2 separate regions of the Homo sapiens genome follow, and region 2 is linked to region 1. Evidence: chromatin loops called from intact Hi-C (ENCODE). Cell type or tissue: dorsolateral prefrontal cortex. All regions are shown on one strand. Links, peaks and the distances in the headings refer to the core of each region. The heading gives the core; the rest is flanking DNA.

The links. Hi-C counts contacts between places; a loop is a spot of excess contacts. Peaks named below come from ENCODE experiments on the same cell type or tissue, not always from the same donor. Only the 100,000 strongest peaks of a DNase experiment are listed, where the experiment ranks them.
Region 2: it touches region 1 in a loop (4-fold over the local background); 2 of 110 quality-filtered maps call a loop at or near these places.

The regions. Positions count from the first base shown.
Region 1 is chr4:54,782,479-54,785,397 of GRCh38, reverse strand. The region is part of intron 2 of LOC105377657 (a long non-coding RNA gene); the gene reads right to left. Among named protein-coding and RNA genes, the nearest start is that of LINC02358, 62 kb to the left of the region's middle. In dorsolateral prefrontal cortex, for the core only: a CTCF peak has its summit at 1,127; a DNase peak (open chromatin) is centred at 1,067; H3K4me3 peaks cover 705 bases; H3K27ac peaks cover 1,752 bases.
Region 2 is chr4:54,716,536-54,719,454 of GRCh38, reverse strand. The region is part of intron 7 of KIT (KIT proto-oncogene, receptor tyrosine kinase); the gene reads right to left. Among named protein-coding and RNA genes, the nearest start is that of KIT, 60 kb to the right of the region's middle. In dorsolateral prefrontal cortex, for the core only: no CTCF peak of the experiment used is centred there; a DNase peak (open chromatin) is centred at 1,563; H3K27ac peaks cover 1,022 bases.

The sequences.
Region 1 (2,919 bases), core at 109-2,608:
GAGCCTAGGATGCTTTGCATTGCAGAACTGTCTTTCTCTTAACGCTTGAGCTATTGGGAAATCAGAGCCATGTTATTTATCATGAAAGAGCATTTGATTAAAAGTATAAAATATCCTAGGTCAGATGGCTCACTGTAGTTGCAGGGGAGACAGTGAATTGCTGACCATGCACTGTGATACATCAAAATATAGGGACATTCAGGCACCTCCTCAGCCTACTGAATCAGGATCTTTGGGGTGAGTCTAGAAAACAGATTTTTAAGTACAGGTTTTAATATGATAATAAGTGGTGCCTGTTATTAATGGGAGGACATTGAATCCCAGAGAGAATGAATGACTCACTCATGTTCTTCTCATAGTTAGGGGTCAGCTAGACCTAGAACCTCACTTGGACCCACTAGACACCTTTCCACGCCCTCACCACAATCACTGCCAACTGCTATTCCAGCACAATTCTTGCCAAGAAAATACCTGCTGTCATGTGACAGGTATCAGCACACTTTAGGAGCAGTCAAGACAACTTCCTAAGAAGGTAAACTATATTTTCCCAACTTACCAAATTAGAGTAAGAAGAATAGATTTCTTCCTTTAATCTGGCTTTGTCTCAGACTGGAAGTGCTCTCTTGTCCAGTTAGAAACTAATCGTGATAAAATTAGTAGGCCAGAAGGACACTCATGGCCCATCTTTAACAGGATTTATAGCCCTGGTTCCTTTTCTTGTTGCCTCTGTGGAAATGTGCAAGCATACACATAGTTAGGAAGGTTTGAAGGAAATGCCTTAGAGAAGTCTCAGTGACCAAGAAAAGCTAGTCAAATTGCCAGCTTCGGCCACAGCCATGTGTTAAAATGCTCTGCAGACCCAAGTGTGATCATGAAACAAGTACAGCAAGAACAGCAGGTCTGTAAACATCCTGATGACAATGGGGAACAAACAGCTGGGCCGAGACCAGATCGGTTCAGGCAAATGTGCTCGTGCTTTTGATCCAAGTGCAAGATGAGCGGATGCAGGGGAGGCGGCAGCTGCGGCACAGCTGGACTCAGGAGGCATGTGATAGCGTGACTTGCAAATCATGCTGGAAAAATTCATTCTACTAAGCTTGGACGTGAACACAGTCACGTGGGGCCCATCAGCTCACACACTGCAGCCAAGAGCGAGACAGAAATGCAACCGGGCTAATAAGAGGCGTCAGGCCCACTTCTAGTTGGACACGGCTGTCTTTCAGGGAAGGAATGGGACAGGAAATGCACTATATTTGGAAATGACTCTAAATTTAGAATGAAAGACTGACTTGAGAATACTGAAAACTTGATTGAGAGATACTTAAATGTATTTTATAAGCATGGAAGGCATTTACTGGGGTCTCTACCATAGTGTTTTTTGCTTGTTTGTTTGTTCGTTGAAGACAAGGTCTCACTGTGTCACCCAGACTGGAGTGCAGTGGCACAATCACAGCTCACTGCAGCCTCAACCTCCTGGGCTCAAGTGTTCCTCATGCGTCAGCCTCCAGAGTAGCTGAGGCTACTTGACCACAGGCAAGCACCACATGCCTGGCTAATTAAAAAAATTTTTTTTTGTAGAGATGGTATCTCCCTGTGTTGCCCTGGCTGGTCTCAAACTCTTGGGCTAAAGTGATCCTTCCACTTCAGCCTCCTAAAGTGCTGGGATTGCAGTTGGGAGCCACAGCTCCTGGCTTCATAGTGTTTAATATGAAAGGCTATTCTGATCTTTCCTACTGGTCTAGCACTTTGGGGTTTGCAAAGAGCCTTACATTCACTTTCACTTCACCAATGAGTAAATAAGCCTCAGAAAAACTGAGTAAATACTAGAGCTCCAGTGGCGCAATCGGTTAGCGCGCGGTACTTATACAGAAAAACTGAGTAAATACTGAATGTATGTGTGTGTAGACATACAATATTACATGATGTGCTATTAATATAGCATGTGTATATATACTGTTTTACACATATTTATATATATTATCATACTATATATGCATATATGCATACTATTATAATCATTCATTTAACAAATATTTATTGAGCAATTACTTAGGTACCGGGCACAGTGCAGTATATCAACAAGGGTAAGGGATGCAGACATTGCAACTCTCATGGAACTCAGAGCCTAGTTAGGAAGAAAACCATTGCATAAACAATCACAACATAAATATGATTAGAGTCTGGAGTAAGTGCTACAAAAGAAAAGTCTAAGAGGTCACAAGAGTATAAGAAGAGGGTCTGCCTTGCCTGGAGCATCAGATGCTCCCCTGAGGAAGGAGCCTGTGAGCTGAGCGGTCCGGATGAGCAGGTGTTTTCTACAGTCTGTGCATTGTGTCTGCTGAGAATCTGGAAATTAAAAATGCTGCTGTTGGGGGTTTCACCATGTACGGACGAGGCAGGAGTTCCTCCAAAAAATACAAATTCCATGAGGTTAAATCAGACCTCTCAGCCCCAATCAAAAGGTAAGGACTTCGTGGAAGCTAAGGTCAAAGTCCAATCGATTTAATAGACCCTGAGAATGTAACATCCTATGGAAGCTGAAATCTAAGTGCAGGTTAGTTCTCCCAATTGCTTTCTGCCCTTTAAGGTTAGAGAAAGATGACAGCAAGAAGCATAAAACTCAGTTGTGGCTCTCAGAGCAGTCCTTGTTTTGAGGTTTTCTTTTTTCTGTCTTCTCCTTTCCCCCCTGTCTCCTCTCTGTCTTTGTCCTCCTTCCTCTACCTTCTTTATTTTTCACTGTTATAGATTAGTACCATCTATTCTATTAATATTGACTATAAATGCATGTTTTCTTCATGTTAAATGCCTATCAATTGTCTTCTACCTTCCAAAAGTTAAAAATGTATATATGATATGGCAAAACTTGTGCTAGATCACAAAAGCAAGCTTTCATTTTGATTTACACAGGTATGTGTGTAC
Region 2 (2,919 bases), core at 236-2,735, 66 kb after region 1:
CATGCAATTAAAAATCCTACACATCCAGTGATTTACCCCACAGATTTGTGATCTTGGAAAATATTCCTTTTCATCACCATCCAGTCCATGTGGAAAGCAAGAACAAAATGAATTTTAAGAACATAGTACAGATAACAAAGCTGAGGGCTGGTGGCTGAAAGGCAATACACAAGCCAATGGTAGAAGGGGTCTTCCTTTCTTCATCTAAATGCAGGGAGGCATTTTTTGATTAGAGTTCTCTCACCCAGCCACTTTAACCAACTTCCGCTATAAATGCACATTTGCCCATATTTTATAATCAGCAGGACAAAAAACGCAAACACTTAAGTCTCCAAATAATAAAAGACTAAATGAAGAGGGATCATAAGAATGAATTTCTGTTTTTAAAATTCGAGGTTTGCTGGTGTTTAAAGGCAATGAAGCAATGCTTTTCCGGAATTTTTCACTATCCCGGTTTTGGTCTGTGTAAAACCTACACTTGTGCCATAATACCATTATAATAAAGAAATTTAAGTCAGCTAAAATTGGAGTAGAAAAATAACCTTACTTATAAAAGGAATATTATACTTTTTAAAAAATTCCCAGGATAGATATTTTGGACATATACTGTGTCTTATACATTCTTAAAGATATCCAGAAATTGGCATATGGACACTAACAGAAGTTTATTTAACAAACAAAATAAAACTTCAACTATAATCTCCTGTACCTATTTATTTTAACAGTGACTGTCATTTTAAAAAGAAAAAAAATCATTCTCTTAATGAAGTGATTTTCTCAACTAGGGCTCAGCAAACTTTTACTATAAAGGGCGAGATACATATTTCAGGTAAATATTTTAGATTTGTGGGCCATAAGGTCTTTCCTGCAACTCAACTCTGCAGCTGTAGTACAAATGTGCCCATAGACATTATATAATCAAATAGGCATGGCTGTTTTCAATAAAACTTTCCTTGTGGACACTAACATTTGAGTTGTATTCTCATGTCTCATGAAATCTCCTGATTTTTTAAAACTAATCAGAAATAAATTCAATAACGTTCTTAGTTTGTGAGCCATTCAAAAACAGGTTATAGGCCGGGTGCAGTGGCTCACGCTTGTAATCCCAGCACTTTGGGAGGCCAAGGCAGGAGAAAGACCAGCCTGGCCAACATGGTGAAATCCCATCTCTACTAAAAATACAAAAATAAGCCAGGCATGGTGGCAGGTGCCTGTAATACCAGCTACTCGGGAGGCTGAGGCAGGAGAACTGCTTGAACCTGGGAAGTGGAGGTTGCAGTGAGCCAAGATTGTGCCACTGCACTACAGCTTAGGCGACGGAACAAGACTCTGTCTCAAAAGCAAAAAACAAAACAAAACAAAAACAGGCTACAGGCCAATTCTGGCCAGCAGGCTATAGTTCTACCAACCCCTGTTCTAAACAGCAATCAAAAAGATATCCCAATCACGAGATTACGTTGAAAAATGATGAAACTACTTGGAGAGAGACTTCTTCAGCCAGAATCACTGCTCAACTTACAGGAGCACCATTGCTGTATCACCCAGCCGTGGGGAGGAAGACCTGTACACACATCACAATGCCACTCTGCTTGCTGCCAAGGAGTGCAGGCATGGGACAAAAGCCTCTTTTTTCCTACTCTGGAAAAGTAGCTAATTCATTTTGCAACATAATTCAGAAGTGGAGGAGAAGGGTATTGACAGAATGCCCATGGAAACATTATGTCCCTATTCTTGGATTAATTTAAATTTCACTACATTACAGGTGACCTTGCATATATCTGTAAATGAAGGAAGCTAATTTGATGTAAAAACAAGTGGCTCAACTGAAAAGAAAATCTCCACAGAGTGGAAGTTCCACAATATAAAAGGGACCACTCACTGCTTTTAGCGAAGTCTATGTACCCAAGTTTAGAGTCAATTCCAGCAGAAGTTTACATGGCTACATACCTAAACCTGTTTCTCCTGCTTTTCCACCATCAACATAAAAAAATGGCCAAACCACACAAACGGGGGCAACCAAGGGCTATGGATCCAGAGAGTTTACCTGGTTCTCTTACAGGTTCAGTGTTTACATCAAGGCCCCTAAATTAGCAACACATCCACCAGACCAACTTTCTTATGAGATAGGGAGGAAGAGTAATGATGCCAGCCTTTGAGGAGGGAAAGATGTTTAGCTTAGTTCAGAGCTACATCTGCTAAATTTTTTCAGAACAGAAGAGAATCAAGTTCTACTTTAAAAGTAGGTTGCCATTATATCTTTTTTTTTCCAATTTAAACATCTATAACAATTCTTGCCTCCACAGACATTCTCTTTATAAGGAGAAAGAGATATTAGAGTGTCACATCAAAAACAACATTCATAATTCCCAAGCAATTTGAGAACAAAAACTCATTTCAAGTTCAGGAACAGAAAATACAAACAGAGTTCAAACACTGTCAGATATCTCAAATGAACACATATTATCTATAAAAAGATTAATGTGAAAAGACAAGCAACGATTTTTACATAGATTAGCTACCACACTAAGAAGATCTGAAAATTATTCCTTAATTTAGAACTGTCCTGAAAGCCAGCACAGTATATCTGCCATATCGTATGTTGAAGACACAGAGCATGAAAGATAACAACAGATGATAACCTTATTAACTTCCAGCCACTTAAGCAAGGTCACTCATTAGACATTAAACACGATAATTATAAACTTTAAATAATCATCTGACAGGTTTCTTTTAAAATTCAGTCACATCATTTCAGAGTCCCGCCTCGCTCCTGGATGTCTCAAAATTGCATCAGGCATGGGCTAGAGAAATTATAAAAGATCCATACACTGAGATGCCAAAATGATGTTATAGAAAGATATTCACAATGCTTTTGTTGTGCAGCACCAAAAATCCAGGTTATAAAGCAATATGACTTCA